Regions from separate parts of the Homo sapiens genome. Here region 2 is linked to region 1. The links are chromatin loops, found by intact Hi-C in ENCODE. Cell type or tissue: heart left ventricle. All regions are shown on one strand. Region 1 overlaps TCF4 (transcription factor 4). Region 2 overlaps TCF4 (transcription factor 4).

What was found. Hi-C counts contacts between places; a loop is a spot of excess contacts. Peaks named below come from ENCODE experiments on the same cell type or tissue, not always from the same donor. Only the 100,000 strongest peaks of a DNase experiment are listed, where the experiment ranks them.
Region 2: it touches region 1 in a loop (3-fold over the local background); 1 of 110 quality-filtered maps calls a loop at or near these places.

What each region holds. Positions count from the first base shown.
Region 1 is chr18:55,475,194-55,479,193 of GRCh38, reverse strand. All of the region lies in intron 3 of TCF4 (transcription factor 4), which reads left to right. The region is part of intron 1 of TCF4-AS1 (TCF4 antisense RNA 1); the gene reads right to left. Among named protein-coding and RNA genes, the nearest start is that of MIR4529, 2.0 kb to the left of the region's middle. In heart left ventricle, a CTCF peak has its summit at 1,647; no DNase peak of the experiment used is centred here; H3K4me3 peaks cover 1,997 bases; H3K27ac peaks cover 2,790 bases.
Region 2 is chr18:55,532,661-55,536,660 of GRCh38, reverse strand. The region is part of intron 3 of TCF4 (transcription factor 4); the gene reads left to right. Among named protein-coding and RNA genes, the nearest start is that of TCF4, 54 kb to the left of the region's middle. In heart left ventricle, no CTCF peak of the experiment used is centred here; no DNase peak of the experiment used is centred here.

The DNA.
Region 1 (4,000 bases):
AGAAAATAATAACTTGCATTTCAGAGTGGTTTGGGACACTAAAGGAAATCAGAAGATGGAACTGATTTGTTAACTAGAAATGGACATAAGTATTGGTTACAGGTTTAAAATGAAACTTGCAATGTTTGAGGAAGAAAGGGAAAATGTTAATGCAAAAACAAAAAAGGTAAAGAAATGGTGGGAAGTAGATTATTGGCACTTTTTCTTTGGAAACCCATTGCCATATTTCATGTAATTAAACTTCATTCCTTTTAATGAAACAATTCTTCTAAATAATACAGAGATTTCCCACCAATATAATATTTAACATTTATAATTTTCACCTTAAAGTTTGAACATTTTTAATTTTAAAACTGTTTGTTGCAGTTTAAATCTCCTTATGCCACAGAACTGTGGACTTTCTCTGGTTGCAAAATTCTTTACAGTGTCTTGAATTGAAAAGGGCTTAAGTAAAAAAAGCTGGGGGAAGTGGGGGCCTTTTACAAACAAATTACAACTCATTTGGTACAATAAGGATAATTCATTTTGTCTTGTTTTGCATGGCTGTATATTGTTTTGAATTCATTCTGCATTTCGGAAGCTTGCAGTATTTCTTTTCTGTAGGTTTCTTACTTGTAACTGCAGATTTCGCGGTTTCTTTTGTGTACCACTTGCCTCCCAGAATTTGGCCCAACAGTTTTGAGTAGCTGAACAATTTATCGGGGACAGATCAGCTGAAATGTGGCTCAACTTGAGTAAAGCAGAAGGAATGACATAAGGTTAGGTGACTGATGTGTGAGTTTTTGAATTTGATTTGGTTTTACATGGAAAGGTTGAAGCAATGATCCATGTATTCTAATAAAAATCATCAGTACAAATCAAATAAAATCTGGCTTAGTGGCTATTTTCCCACTGTATCACTCATGGCTAGCCTGTGCTGTTACAGACCACATTTGGCAGGCACGGCTTTTTCCTACAACAAATCTTAAAGTAACATTGCAATCTTTGCTGTGTTAAAAAGGCATCTTTTCTAATCAAACTGTCTGCTAATCTCATCAGATAAATCATTATTCTCTACTGACAGCTCCGGCTTTCCCGGAACCCCTTCCCTGCTTCTTGTTTTCTCTCAAGATGTCTGGTTATCGTCATTCTTCAGGTCTTTGCCTCTATCTCCTTTCACACTAATGACATATCTTCCATTCCTGAGGAAGAGTTACAGCTTTTTACCATTCCACTTACTGAATTGGTAAGACCAGTACCTCAGAGCAGCTCATCTCTTTCTGACCGGTATTCCACTAGTTATCAGATGGGCAAAAGGCAGGATGCATCCAAGTTGCAGACCTACTAGAACCAAAAATGCCTATTCCCAGGAATTTGATGTGATTAAACCTAAGAAATCATCAGTTGATGCGTTCTCATCTCTTTCAGCTGGACTAGTAAAGTAAGGCAGATGTATTTTCACTACTTCAGTAGTGAACATGTTTTATAGAACCTGAAAGTGAAAGTAAGGGAAGCAGCATGGTTTAGAGGAAACCTTGGTCCATTTTTCCGTCATAGACCTGTCCTGCTAGCAAAGTCCTGGGCGTTTCTTAAACTGATGGCAACTGCGTGTGCCCTGGTGGTGAAATGGTGTTGCAGTATGCCTGGGCACTGCCCTGTGAAAAAGGACACACAGAGGGGAGACTCACAGTTTTGTTTTCATTGCTGACATGGTTTAAAAATGTACGTTGCTAGCTGTGAAAACTCAGTCATTATAACACCGTACACCTTTCTTCTTTCAGCAAGTATTCCTTGTGAACATTAGCAAGTATTCTATTCTCTGTTAGAATTAAACAGGTAATCGTAATAGCATGAAAGGGTGAAAGTATGTCTTATGCAAAATAGCCTCTTTTATATAGGGCATCTACCAATTTTCTTGTGATTTTTGTTTTTTCCTCTTTTGAAAAATGATTTTAGTCTGCTCGTGTTTAGGTAGGTAACTTCTCTTGATCCCAATTTTATACTTTAAATGATCCCAGATATTGCATTTTAAATGAGATGAGTATATAAAAAATAGGAAGCAGAAAGCATAATTAAAAATTGTGGTTACATTATCGTGAGACCAAATGACCAGTCAGACTCCTCTGACCAATTTCATAGAAAATAAGGAGGTATCATTTGAACAAGTTGTAACATATGGGAACTGTTTTAAACACCATCATTGATATCAAGAAACTATTAGGAAATGCAAGTTTGTGTATCGTGTGTGTGTGTATGCTGATTTTACACACACAGGCACATGCACACACATGCACACACACATTTATAAGCCCAAGTAAGAGAAACCTTTGCCAATGTCTGCCAGGCATTTGGCTGAAGTGGAATTGTGAGGAACATTTTCTCAGCCTTTATAAATCACAGTTGAAATATGTCAGCACTGTTCAGTTTATAAAATGACAAGGGCTGTAGGCTGGGCATGGTGGCTCACGCCTATAATCCCAGCATTTTGGGAGGCTGAGGTGGGAGGATTGCCTGAGCCCAGGAGTCGGAGATCAACCTGAGCAACATAGTGAGACCCTGTCTCTACAAAAAATTCACTGGGTGTGGTGGTGTGTGCCTGTGGTCCCAGCTACTCAGGAGGGTGAGGTGGGAGGATTGCTTGAGTCTGGGAGGTTGAGGTTGCAGCGAGCCCTGATCGCACCACTGCACTACATATACCCTAGATGAAGAGCAGGACCCCATCTCAAAAAAAAACAAAAACAAAAAACAAAAAACAAAAAAACAACGAGGGCTTCATCTAAAGGTTAAAGGGACTGTTTCTACCTTATATTGATTATAACAAGTTAACTCACTCAATATTGTATGGTATGCTTATGCTGTATTGAATGGCAAAGTTCCTCTCACAGTCTTTTTTGGGGTCACCCTTCACTCTTCACTTTGTGAGGTGGCTAGTTCATTTGTATACCTGCTCTCTAAATGTGGGAATATATTCTTTTAAAAGTGGCAACTCAACTTATCTCCCCCTTCTAAAATATTTTAGATGTTTCCAATTTTTTTTTTTGTACGTCAGCCCATGGAAACCACACTAAATTTTTCTGTGTCATGAGTATGCTTGTCTCTGCATTTGAATTTAATTGGGAAGTGCCTCTGAAATGGCAGGTCTCCTTTTTACACAGTGGTTTACAGAATGTGGTGGGAGGAGGCACCAAATAGCCTGTTAGGATAGCATGGCTCCAAAACTGATTCTTTAACTTGCCTTTATACATTGCATTAATTCACAAGTGGATCAGTCCATCTTGTCTTCATCTTGGCCAAATTCCTTCAAAATTAATAGTAAAATATGCCTAAATATATTCTTGTTCCTGCCCTCCCCACTCCCACCTAGGTCACAGGGCTACAACTAATCATTGTCTCCATTGAAATGTCACTAGATGATCAACGATTGAAGAATATTTCTTACCAATTCAAATAGAACAGAAACTTCAGTCAAGTTTAGCATTTATTGCCCTACATTTCTGCGGCTGTCAAAACCAGTTGATCAGAGACGTGAAGATATGTAAGGAAATAGGAAGCTGTGATGGGTTATCGCTTGTCTAAGAGTGGTACAAGTGAGACTTGAGGGCATTATCACTTTTTACCTTATACATTTTTGTATTTTAATTTTTTTCAATAAGCACATACTTAAAAATTAGTTTGAATGTTCTTAACGAATCTTTCCATAGGTTACTGATTAGTTCAACAGGGACAAATTATAATCATACATTGCAGAATTTGCATGCCACTTTGACCAGGTGATCAAAATTGGCATAGCACATGAGGGGCAGACCAACATGCCATCAAGGGGCTCTGGAAGTGATGTCCTGGGAAGGACACCAGACCACTATTGTAGTATTATATCCACTGGAATATAATCATGAGGAAGCATCTGATCCTCCCAAATTGAGAAACATTTCCATAAAATAACTGGCCTGTATTCTTCCAAAATTCTAATATCACAGAAGGAAAAGGCTGAGGAATTATGTCTGATTCAAATGGATAAAAG
Region 2 (4,000 bases), 57 kb before region 1:
CTGTCTTGTGATAGTTCTAATAATATGGTTTGAATACAGCATTGTCATATGTCTTATATGTTGGGGCAACATTCTAATAACTATACATTTTTTATCTTCCGATACGTTTTTCTGAATAACTCTTTGTGTTGACTGCAAGTATGTTTTTGCAGAGTCACCAAGTTCTGAAAGTATGCTTTTAGGATGGCACTAGGTTACTGTGTTTGTATTAAGTATAATTGTGTTCTTTTGTAGATTTGTTCCTATAGAGCTATGGTTTCATGGTCTGAAGCTGAAAGAGGTTTAAAGAGGTCATCACAGTTCCTCCTCCCACCCTTACTGTTGTTAAATATGAATGTACGTTTGACTATTGGAGGAATTTTGTTTCTAGAACTTTCAAGAGTAATTGTTTTCTGTAATTTATAGTAGGAAAATATTGATTTATTAATAGTTAAAATGTTCTTTGGGATGCTTGAAGACCATGATGTGAAAAACTTAAAAAAATTAGCATTGATGTTGTTTCTATATATTTGCCAATGGGAGTACTATAACTTTGAAATGTAGGGGATTGTTTGAAACATGAATTGTGAAAAATAACGCAACTTTAGTTATTTTATATTGGGTCCAGGCTAGTCCGCTGAAGAGTATGAAGTACAGTTTTATGTAAAATATATCTCAGATTGAGAATGTGGAAACACTGTTCTTTAAAAAAATAAAATCTTCAGTAAGATCCTTTTATGAATTTACTGGTTTGTTCTCATTTGTCATCGGACTGTTTCCAGATGTAAAATATTACTTTCTTGAAATTGCTGTTGAGTCTACTATCAAGACCAGGTGCATGTTGTTTTACAGCTATTTTACTTCTGATTTTTAATGCTGAAACTCATAGAATGCCTTGAACTGATAATTTGTTTAACTCTCTACCTACTAATTGGACCAAGAAATAACTTTGTATCTTTATCTCTTTTCCATTTCATGTTTTATTTCTGTTTCAATTAGTGTGTGCCTTTGGCAAAAAGGAGATGATTTTGCTTTCTGTTTTAGGATTTGCCTCCAAGAAAAAATATATTTTATTGCCACATTTTCTCAATTGATCCAGTAGAGTTCACAGACAATGAAAAGAGTAAGAAAACTAATTTTTAAAGCTTGGTAGTGTTATAATTTTCTTCCTTATAATAATCAGAAAAAGAATTTGTATAACTTTTGTTTCTAATATAGCAGTTCTGAAAATCTAGGCTTACACATTTTCCTTCCCATTACTGCTGTTTATACTTAAGTAAAACAAAAATGGTCGCTGCAGGTTTTTTTCTCATTTTAGTGCAGAGTTTGAATTCTTCAAAGACTGCTAAGGTTTTCCCACCTTAACAATTTATGACAGACCCTTATATCTTCATAGGCTGAGTCCGCTGCTAAGAGTTTGCTAACTCATGACTTTAATACACCAGTAGAGATCACACTGGAGTTAAAACAAAGAGAGCACGAACCCTGAAATGATTTAAGACTGTTCTTAGCTGACTACTGGAACACAGTGTCTCACGTGGTGTTATTGGTAACCTTAATGCAGATTATAATTCTGTAGTTTAACCAGGATGTGTTGGCTATGGTAAAGTGCCTTTATAAGGAATTGTGAAAGGGCACAAGGAATGGAAACAGAACCTCAGTTTTCTCAGTGTAAATGATGATGACAAGAATTCCCTGTGCACATTTGTTGTTGTGAGAAAGGGTGAGATAGAATAGATTGGACACATAGTAGGTGCTCACTGTTAGTTTTTCTCATTCATTCATTACTGTGTCATTCTATTGGCATGCTCACAGTCATGTAGTGGAATATGAAGTTACATCGTGATATTTTTCATTCATTCACCACTGTGTCATTCTGTTGACATGTTCACAGGCATGTAGTGGAATATAAAGTTACATCATGATATTTTAAAAGCTACCGATGTGGTAGATTTCACAGTCTTGAAAAGGGGTTTTTTTTAAGCTGAATTTTCAGTTTCACTTGAGAAGAGTCCTGATTTGCTTGTACAAAGAGCAGTAGGGTTGCAGAGAAGGAAAGAAGGCAACTCTTTTAAGTCCCAGCCGCTACTCTGCTGTGTCTTATTCTCTAAAACAGTGAAGAAGTCTGGGTGGACATTCTAGTGGTCAGAAGCCTAAGCTTTGTCTTTTGATGAGTGCAGACAGGGGAGGGAGCAACTGACGAGGGAGTAGAGGGGCTTGGAGCCCCTTCCCAAGTCTACCATCCCTCACTTATGTGTCTCTTCCTCAGTAAAGCACCCCCAGTGCCCTTATTTGCTGTATTTTTCTTCATGGAACTTACTGTCTATGGGACCTATTTGTGCATTCATTTATGGTGTGTCTCTGCATTGCTTTCCCTTTCACTACCCATGTAAGTTCCATGAAGGCCCAGTCTTAAGCATTACAGGTTGAGCGTCCCTAATCTGAAATGCTCCAAATTCCAAAACCTTTGAACACTGACATGAGATAGTGACACCTTTGCTTTTTCTGTTGTTCCAAAGTACGCAAACTGTTTTATGCACAAAATTATCAAAAATATTTTGTAAAATTACCTTTAGCCCATGTGTGTAAGGTATACATGAAGCTGCATATGAAACATAAAATACATTTCATGTTGAAACTTGGTTCTCACCCCAAAGTTGCCTCATGTATATGCAAATATTCAAAAATCCCAAAAAATTAGACATCCAAAACACTTCTGATCCTAAGCCTTTGAGATAAGGGATACTTAACCTGTACTGGGTCCTCAGTGCCTGGCACAGGGTGGATGCTCAGTAAGTATTTTCTTAAAAGAAAGAACAAGGGAAAGGTAGATGAGACGATAAGAGGTGGAGGTACAGGGAAGAAGAACACAGAAACATGGTGATGAAAAGAACAGTCTGATACCTTATTTGGGCCCCAGAAAATGATTGGTACTGAAGGGATTTTATTAGTGGTCATTTAAGAAACTTGTGTTGTACTGTTTTTGTGTATTGGAAGGAGGCTAGACATTGTTACATGGAAATTCACAGTTACATTTTCACTAAATGTTTCATTGTGAAAAACGTCAAGAAAGGTTGGAGAAGGTCTAGGAAAACTTATCTTTGAAGATACTGTCTTATGAATTTCCAGCTCAGACTTGCAGCTTTTGGGAGCTGAGGCTATGAGGTGATCTTGAGAGCAGCTGAGGAGGCTCTAATGGGTTCCAGCTGTGTGCCCAGAGAACCCACCCTCTCAGGATAACATTAACCAGGTAGACCCTGCCCTGACTGACTTCCTCTGGGCTTTATGGGTCCCCGTGGTCTGTTGCATTGATCTTGCATTTTCAGGTTTTATAGCAATTCTAAACATGTGAGGGTACATATTTGCTCTTTGATGTGCCCTTTGATAGAAGCCAGAGTGCTTTACCTGAGCCTGCCTGTAATAATGGGGGAAGGTGGGTTGCATGCCCTGCAGCCATACGCTCCCTGGGAGGCTGGTTTTATTGCGGTTGTTGATTGGCAGACTTTAATCAGGGGTGTTTCTTGTTGTATTTTTGAACATGAAGTATATTAAGGATAGTTAAACATGTAGTCCTGCTGGTGTTTTGTTTTGTTTTGAACCACATTTTGTTCCATTGTGCCACTTGATAGAAAGGAGGGCAGAATGGAAACATATGGGGAGCAGAAATAGTAACACTTATGTCATATAACTACACTGTGTTGGTGATTTTTTGTTTTTTTCCATGTTTTATAATACCTTTATGTACATCCCTATTAAGAAGGCAGCTATTGTGTCTCCATTTCACAGAGAGGTAAGTTAAGGAATGTGGAATTTGGAAACATGCTTGCCGGTTAGTGTGGATGGAACCTAAATTAGAATTCAGAGCTCTTATTACTAGATAGGAGACCAATCCCAGGCAGTCATGGCATTTCTGTGAACTCTTTCGAAGAGTAAAGGGACAGGAATTGCCTTTTCAGAGTAGAACTCAGTGCATATCAGTGGAATTATAGAACTTTAGGGTTAGAAGGGCCTTTGATGGGAC